3 separate regions of the Homo sapiens genome follow, and regions 1 and 2 are each linked to region 3. A link is a contact called in ENCODE Hi-C data. All regions are on one chromosome and are shown on one strand. Each heading gives the region's core, a stretch centred on a gene start or an enhancer-like site at or near the end of the contact. The rest is flanking DNA. Distances are from core to core; before and after follow the strand shown. Region 1 holds the start of RDUR (RIG-I dependent antiviral response regulator RNA). Region 2 has its middle 120 kb from the start of RDUR. Region 3 overlaps LOC105374021 (a long non-coding RNA gene).

Evidence for each region. Hi-C counts contacts between places; a loop is a spot of excess contacts on that map. Pooled maps may share reads with other maps.
Region 1: a loop to region 3 is called in a map with no recorded cell type, with 9 times the contacts of the local background. The contact joins the promoter of RDUR here to the enhancer-like site in region 3. A Hi-C loop is called at or near these places in 3 of 37 single-sample maps with no recorded cell type and 5 of 50 pooled maps.
Region 2: a pooled map shows a loop between it and region 3 (16-fold over the local background). The contact joins two enhancer-like sites. A Hi-C loop is called at or near these places in 3 of 37 single-sample maps with no recorded cell type and 4 of 50 pooled maps.

The regions. Positions count from the first base shown.
Region 1 is chr3:101,939,430-101,942,129 of GRCh38, reverse strand. It overlaps RDUR (RIG-I dependent antiviral response regulator RNA), which reads right to left and starts at 1,271. Exons shown (of 4, transcript NR_026934.1): 1 at 1,105-1,271.
Region 2 is chr3:102,058,267-102,060,966 of GRCh38, reverse strand. No RefSeq gene overlaps it. Among named protein-coding and RNA genes, the nearest start is that of RDUR, 120 kb to the right of the region's middle. Within about 2 kb of position 1,251, at least 3 of the 41 ENCODE cell types and tissues checked have a DNase peak (open chromatin) inside an H3K27ac peak, as active enhancers do.
Region 3 is chr3:104,521,369-104,524,108 of GRCh38, reverse strand. LOC105374021 (a long non-coding RNA gene) reads left to right here. Exons shown (of 6, transcript XR_007096271.1): 4 at 720-860; 5 at 1,314-1,440. Among named protein-coding and RNA genes, the nearest start is that of ALCAM, 840 kb to the left of the region's middle. RefSeq lists enhancers at 349-1,548, 2,045-2,324. Within about 2 kb of position 1,273, at least 5 of the 41 ENCODE cell types and tissues checked have a DNase peak (open chromatin) inside an H3K27ac peak, as active enhancers do.

The sequences.
Region 1 (2,700 bases), core at 22-2,521, 2.6 Mb after region 3:
AGAAAGGAAAGCTTTAAAGGCATCATTTCAAATAATTCATTTTTAGAGTTCAAAAAGCATCAACAACTGTTTAGGAGAATAAAGTTAACCAGATTTTTTTTATCTTGCATTTAAATTAAAACATCAATATTAATTTAACCTTTTTCTTGGTCTTTGCTTGCTAAACTTATAATGGTGTATTTGATGATAAAATGATGAGTAAACAAATTTTCCCTGAGTTATGGGTATATATTCAATCTCAGACACACAAAGCTGTTGGAGGGATGACGATCACAGCCCAAGCCCTCACAAAACCTGAATGCCAAGCAACTTAAGCAGAATTCACCAAAACCACACCATCTCAGAGATTGCCTTCTGATTTTCAAAGTGTGTCTAATGGAGCAGTAAATGCTCTATGTTATGCTTAAAAATGTGTTTTGAATACTATTCTTTTTAGACAAGTTTATAATGAAATGAAACTTTGTCAACCATATAGATGTGTGCTGTCTTAACCAGAAGAAACGACTGGTCAGGGTTAAACTGCTATTTTTCATCTTAAAGAACTTTTTTAATCGGACTTAATTTGGCTACTCAAAGGCCTTCTTGGATGATATCCAAGTTCTTACTTATGATTTAAGTTTGTGAAATAAGTGGCTTATGTAAGGGTAAGATATGACTACAAACCGTCCAAGATTTGTGTTAGTTCGACTTAACAATGGTGTGAAAGCAACATGCGTTCAGTAGAAACCATACTTCAATGATTGCATACCTATGCAATCATTCTGTTTTTCACTTTCAGTGCAGTAGTCAATAAAGTACATGTAATATTCAATACTTTATTATAAAATAGGCTTTGTGTTAGATTATTTTGCCCAACTGTAGGCTAATGTAAGTGTTCAGAGCATGAGTAAGGTAGGCCAGGCTAATCGATAATGTTCAGTCAGTTAGGTGTATTAAATGCATTTTGAACTCATGGTATTTCAAGTTTGCTATGGGTTTATCGGGACTTAACTCCTTCATAAGTTGAGGCACATCTGTATTATTAAATCCTAGTCAAGCCAAGCCAACACCATCAGTCCCAGCAACACTGAGTGACCTGCCCCAGGCATTTTCTGAGGTGCTTACCTTACTCTTATATCCCACCTTGAAAGAATCAGACTCTGAGAAGTCTTGTCACAAACCTGTGGTCCATCAATTAACAAGCTTTTATTGAGCACCATTCTGTACTCAGCACTTACATTCACGAAACCTTAAACTCCTCTGTGTACTTAGTCTGTTTTATCTCTGCTTCTGTCAGAATGAGTGCCGTTACATGAGGGATCCCAGGATCCCACCAGCTTGCCTGACATATCGGGTTTCAGGGCGCCGCTGTGATGACTTACAGCCCAGTCTTTTCAGTACATTGTCATTTCCTCTCTTTACCACATCTCATTCTTTCCAGGGCATTTCCTCTATTTTCAAATACAGGGCAGTTTGCCAACATATCTTCTGTTTTGGAATAGTAATCATTACACTATGCCGAGAATTTAAAAAGCATTAGAATGGAGACTGCTTTTAAATCCCCCTCACTCTGTCAGCATAATCCTAGGTATTGCTGCTTCTCTTGGGACACGTACTTATTTCTATTTCTTACTTTTCTGACCGAATTCCAATAATTACCTCATAACCCAAGGAAGCTGCCCTTTTTTCTTATTATTCCTCTTATCTTTTCTCTTTCTCTTCTCATAAACAGTGGTTCTGTTGTCTATAAGACTTTCACTTTCAAGCATAGGTCTGTATATCAAAGTTAAACTATTTTAATTGAACCAAAAGGTTTTCAGGGCCTGCAAGACTAGCTACTTAAAAATATAGATATATTAATTAGACACAGGCTCAAAACCTTATTGTATCATGAAGGGAGGAATGGGTAAGTGTGAACAAGTAAATAAATAACCACTAAAATGAGAACTAAGGTGAACATGAGAGGTGCAAAGTCTTTTGGGGGCCAAAGCAGAGAGAAATCCCATATGTTTAAAGAATCAGGGAAAGCATCATGGTAGAAATAGATTTCAAAGATTGAGACTGCATCGTTGTCAATCCTAGACCCAGGAGGAAAGTTAATAGAATAGAAAAGTAAGGACATGTTGAAGGAACAGTGAATGGTACCACTTGGCCAAAATAGACCTCACATGTAAGAAAGTCATGGCACATATGTCTCTAAGATAACTTGGTCCACATGTTTTCCTACTTCATTTTCTTGGAAATGATGAATAAGTGAAGTCTTCTGAGCAGAAGGGTGTCCTAATCAGAGCACACATGAGGAAGAAAAACCAACCAGCAGTGAATGCGGTGAATCCAAATGTCTGAAGCAGGAGCAAGAGCCATGTCGGGAGCCGCAACAATTGTCCAGACAAGAAGCAACACAGTCCTGAACTGAGCAGGCCACAACGGAAGGAAGAAAGGAGAAAAAAAACGTGGAATGAGCATCTGCATTTCAGGAACTGCATGAGGTCCTTGATGCATATTATTCCATTTAATGGAAAAGAAAAGTGAGTATGAGAGGCATAACCACGATTAGGGAAAAGAATGAGATCAGTATTTATTTAGGACTCCACATAAAATGTGCAGCTCTCATCCAATCCTCTCAATTGGCTAGGTAGGGAATGTTATATTCCCTGCTTTATACATAAGGATATCAAGACTCTGGTGAGCTTAACTAACTGGCTCAAGACCAAAAGGGTA
Region 2 (2,700 bases), core at 2-2,501, 2.5 Mb after region 3:
TCTGGTGGGCTTTCAAGGCTAATAATCAAGGGCTCTCGCCTTATCTGCTTCTTCCTTAGTCTTCTCAGCACATAGTGAATAGGCCATATTAATGAGGAAGATGAGGCATAGGTGCCTTTTTTCTGATATTTAAAATATGAATCACCATAGATGGTAAGATTCATGGTTAGTTGTACTTTCTCTTTTAAGTGTTCCTGTACTCTTTGAATTAAAATAATAATAATACATTATTTTCATAATAAAAGGTAAACTTGTTCTATTTGAAAAGTAATAAAGATAAATACACTTTACTGAAGAGTACTAACAGTCTAAGTAGTGTATAAGGACGGAGAGTCAGCAGCCTTATTCTGCACTGAAGCTGCCTACCTCCCCCATCTCCTCTGAAGACTTTATTTTTTATATTTATGTTTACAATCTAATCACTTTACATAAAACAACCCGTGAGTTTAAGCTCAATTTTTATTTCTCCAAATTCATTTATAAACTCTATTTCTCTAAATCCATCTGCCAGTGAGTACACATATTTGAGATAATAGGTATAATTATACAAACATTCAATTTTTTGTTTTACATTATTCACCTAAATAATCTCATGTACTTTTTTTTTTTTTTTTTTGAGATGAAGTCTGGCTCTGTTACCAGGGTGGAGTGCAGTGGCGTGATCTCCGCTCACTGCAACCTACACCTCCCAGTTCAAGCGATTCTCCTGCCTCAGCCTCCTGAGTAGCTGGGACTACAGGCATGTGCCACCACGTCCAGCTAATTTTTGTATTTTTAGTAGAGACGGGTTTCACCGTGTTGGCCAGGATGGTCTCGATCTCTTGACCTCATGATCCACTCGCCTCGGCCTCCCAAAGTGCTGGGATTACAGGCGTGAGTCACCGTGCCCGGCCCTCTTAGGTACTTTTCATTTCACCAAAAGAACCCCCAGAGATTTTATTTCTAATGTCTCTGTGGCATTCCATCTTCTTATTTTATATATATATTTTTTTGTGATTTGTTTAGCTATTACTTTCTTCTTGAACACTTGGATCATTTTAGGTTATAAATTCTCAGTGTTAAATTTGAAACATGTCTGTGCAATTACTTCTTTGGTTGTTTATTTGGGGCTTATTTTATTGAAGCCTCAGCTCCAGGTTAAAGGTTATGAACAGCTTTACAGCTCAAGTTAGTGGCACTTTCGGTGAAACAGCTGTGGTCTCGTCATGTGATTTCCTTTCACAGAGTGAGTTTCATTAGTACTAATGAAGGAATAAAGTAGAATTTCTCTAGTGGGAACCACCCAGCTGTGGTCTGCTGCCCATGACATTTTGCTCAAATTCCCTCAGACATGAGCACCACAGAAATTTTTTAAAAACGAGTCTGACCCATTCACTCAGGAAGAAAGAACTCCTCCGTGGGCAGTTGTCCCCTTTACTAGCTAGCCTCAACAAGTTGCTCCAATCACAGGGGGGTCTTAGTCCATTTGTTTTGCTATAGAGGAATACCTGAGGCTGGATAATTTATAAAGAAAACCGGTTTACTTGGCTCACAATTCTGTAAACTGTACAAGAAGCATGGAGCCAGCGTCTGCACCTGGTGAGGGCCTCAAGCTGCCTCTACTCATGGCAGAAAGGGAAAGGGAGCTGGCACAGGCAGAATACATGGTAAGAGGAAGCAAGAGAGAGAGAAGAGGAGGTGCCAGACTCTTTTTAATAATCAGCTCTCCAGAGAACTACTAGAGTGAGAAGGGAACTCACTCATTACGGAGAGGACAGCACCAAACCATTCGTAAGGGATCCACCTCCATGACCCAAACATGTCTCATTAGGCCCCACTTCCAACACTGGGGATCAGATTTCAACCTGCAGCTTGGAGGGCCAAATATCCGAACTGTAGCACAGGACCTCTGAGGGACTGACTGCCTCAACCCCAAAGCAGACAGCAGGTACCGCCCCACAGGTCCCAAGCCCATACCAGACATCATGTTGTACTCTTTCTAGAGCATGGCCTTATTACCAGAGTTACCCATGAACAGCTTGCCCATGGGCATGGCATCTTTGGAATCTGTGTAGTCCATATTGTGCAGGCTGTCAACCCTGCCCACCCTTCATACAACTCTCAACTCCAAACATCATGAACTCCACTCCCATTAACAAATAAATATCTTTTTAGGATTTCCTTCAGAACTTTGCCCCCAAACTCTATGCTCAACACAGTGGCCAGAGTGACCCATATAAATGTAGGCCAGATCCTGCCTTTCTTTTGTTCTACCCTCTCCCCTCCCTAAAGGCTTCCCAAACCAAAGGTCTTTCAATGGCTGAAAGACCCTGTGCAGTCTGACTCCCTGTTAGGTACCTGACCTTTTCTCCTCCCTCCCATCCACTCTATACTGAACACACTTGTCTTCTTTCTGTTCTCCAATGCATCAGACACACTCCCACCTCAGGATTTTGGCACTGCTGTTCTCTCAACCAAGAACACTTTTGCCCTAGAAGCCATCAGTGTGCCTCACTCCCTTGCTTCCTTTGGGTCTTTGGCCAAATGCCACAACTCAGTGAGCCTTCCTTAAATCTTTTTGAAATTGCAACCATCCCTCTCCTGCCACTTACTACTCTTCTTTTCTGCTTTTTTTCATAGTATTCATCAGCTATTTCATATACACCTTGTATTTATAATAGGTCTCTACCACTATACTCTAAGGTCCTTAAGAACAGAGAT
Region 3 (2,740 bases), core at 24-2,523:
GTTGAGTTATAAGTTTTTGTATTCCAAAAGATTTTAAAATGTATTTACTTACAATCTTGTTATGTTGCTTTTCATTTTTTAAACATAAAAAGTGATTAATAATCATATAGAGAGAATAAAATTAAAATATGCCATCTCGAAATATAATTCTCTGGCATATTTTGAAATGGCTATTCAGAAGGACTGCAGACACAAGTATGGCTCTGGAAGCTATCCTTTGTGGGGGAGATTTGCATCTGTAGAGAAAACTTTCATTAGTAAAGTAAATAGCAAATGCAGAGGCTTTTTATTAAGGTATTCTTATCTGGATCTTGGAAAAATTAACTCACAAGAAAAGGAGATGAAAACGTTAACACTTACAAAGTCCTGACAGTGAAACTTTTACCAAAGACTACTGTCTACTCTGAGGGCTGCTACCTGCGAGGCTTCAACTGCATAAAAAGACAGCCTTTGTCACCAAGTCTTTTTTCCCCATCTCTCACCCATAACCTGTCACCATGCTCCAAGCCTCAATTTCTTTCTATAAAATATAAAAACTTTGTCATTTGGCTCTTCTTTCAATCTCATATTCATAGACCTCTCGTGTCCATGTGCACATTGATAAATCTGTATCCCTTTTCTCCTGTTAATCTGTCTATTGTCAATTCATTTCAGCAGACTCAGACTTCAACATTCGGGGGAAAATTTGAACTTCTCTACAGTTTTGGTATCTTTGGCAGGATTATAGCAAATCACTCTGCCCACACCCGAGGCTGCAGCCAGAAACCACGGAAACTGACAGACGCCAGCAAAAAGAAAGAAAAAGTTAAGAAATTTCTTACCAGTAATCCTCCTTGGGTTTCTGCCTTAGGACTAGTCAGGTGAGTGGTGAAACTCCATTTTCGTGTTTCCTTCTTTCTAAATTTAAAGGAGAGAAAATATTTTTAAAAGTTAGTTCTTTAAATTTGTGTCCCTTGTGGACTTGTTTTATACCTATTGATAATTAATCTTTAAACATCCAAAAATGGTCCTTGTTTTTCTTGTCTCTGTCCTTTGTGTGGTTTGGTATAAGGAGAAAAACCATAATAAGCTTCTCCTTTCATCTTGTTTTTGTGTCTTGAGAAACTTGGCTTTGTAATCCCCAAATTTATTTTCTGGTCTTCACTACCCAGGAGGGCATATTTGCCAGACATATACTAGGCTGGGAATCTGAAATGTCTGTTTTTCCAAATGTGTAGGTTCTCAAAAAAAAATTGCCTTTGTTATCTCAGCCTTCATTGCCTAACAATTAATGTCTTTGCTTTCTTCTTCTTCTTCTTCTTTTTTTTTTTTAGGTGGAATCCTACTCTGTCGCCAGGCTGGAGTATAGTGGTGTGATCTTGGCTCACTGCAACCTCTGCCTCCCAGGTTCAAGCGATTCCCCTGCCTCAGGCTCTGGAGTAGCAGCAGCTGGGACTACAGGTGCGTGCCACAGTGCCTGGCTAATTTTTTGTATTTTAGTAGAGACGGGGTTTCACCATGTTGGCCAGGATGGTCTCGATCTCCTGACCTCGTGATTCACCCACCTCGGCCTCCCAAAATGCTGGGATTACAGGCATGAGCCACTGTGCCCAGCCCAACTTTGCTTTCTTGAGCTATTGTAGCAGGACAAGCCGCAGACAAAACCCCTCAGACACCAAGTTGTAGAAGGAAGGGCTTTATTCAGCTGGGAGCATCGGCAAGCTACCATCTTAAAATCCGAGCTCCCCAAGTGCACAATTTCTGTCCCTTTTAAGGGCTTACAACACTAAAGATTTCACATGAAAGGGTCGTGACTGATTTGAGCAATCTAGGGGGTACATGACAGGGGCTTCATGCACCAGTAGTCAGAGTGAAACAGAACAGAGCAGAGAGTTTCACAATGTTCTTCCATACAATGTCTGGAATCTATGGATAACATCGGTTGCTAAGGCATGAGTTGATTTTTAGCTACTAGGCAGGCCCAGGCCTGGTTTCGGGTCTGGTTTTGGGTCTGGTGCCTGGTGCCGGGCTGCCTGCCTTTGGTTTCACTTCCTTGTTTCTTCTTAAAATAGGTACTGAGTATGAAACAATGTAAAACAATATGAGAAGGTCTCTCTCTTCCCTCACTATCTTTGGGAGGAGCTTTAAATATTGGGAGGAGTTGCGTGTACCCTTTTTGAAATGAAATTCTTGTGTTTATTGATTTTAAGCCATAAAAGGGCTTATTATAATAGTTTTGAGTCACAGATGAAGTAGGTACACATTTGGAGATTTGGAAACTATCTGTATGACTCTTGACATTCATTAATGATCCCTACATCCCCACCCCTTGTTACGGTAGGTAGCTAATCAGACATGAAGAGAGCAGGAAAGGGCTTCCCCAACTCCCTGACACACACACCAGGAATGTCAGGTGACCATCAGGTGATGATCAGGCAGTTGTTAACTGTCTCTCTAAAATAATAATTGTTCACAGTCAGTGCCAGGGAAAGGCAGTCTCCGAATAAACAGAAACACCTGAAACTGGTGATCAATAGCTTCCTGACAAGATGTCAGGATTTGGAGGAGTTGGCTCAATCATGCACATTAAGAAGCAAAATGGCAGAGTTTAACTGGTATATGACTTTCTAGGGACATTTGACTGATAAGGGAAGAACGCCTCAAGTGTATGCATGCATACAACTCTAGTAAACACACTGTGCCTGCTCCCCTCCCAAGTGCTGACAGGCCACTGCACATATAGACAGCCCACCCCAGGGGA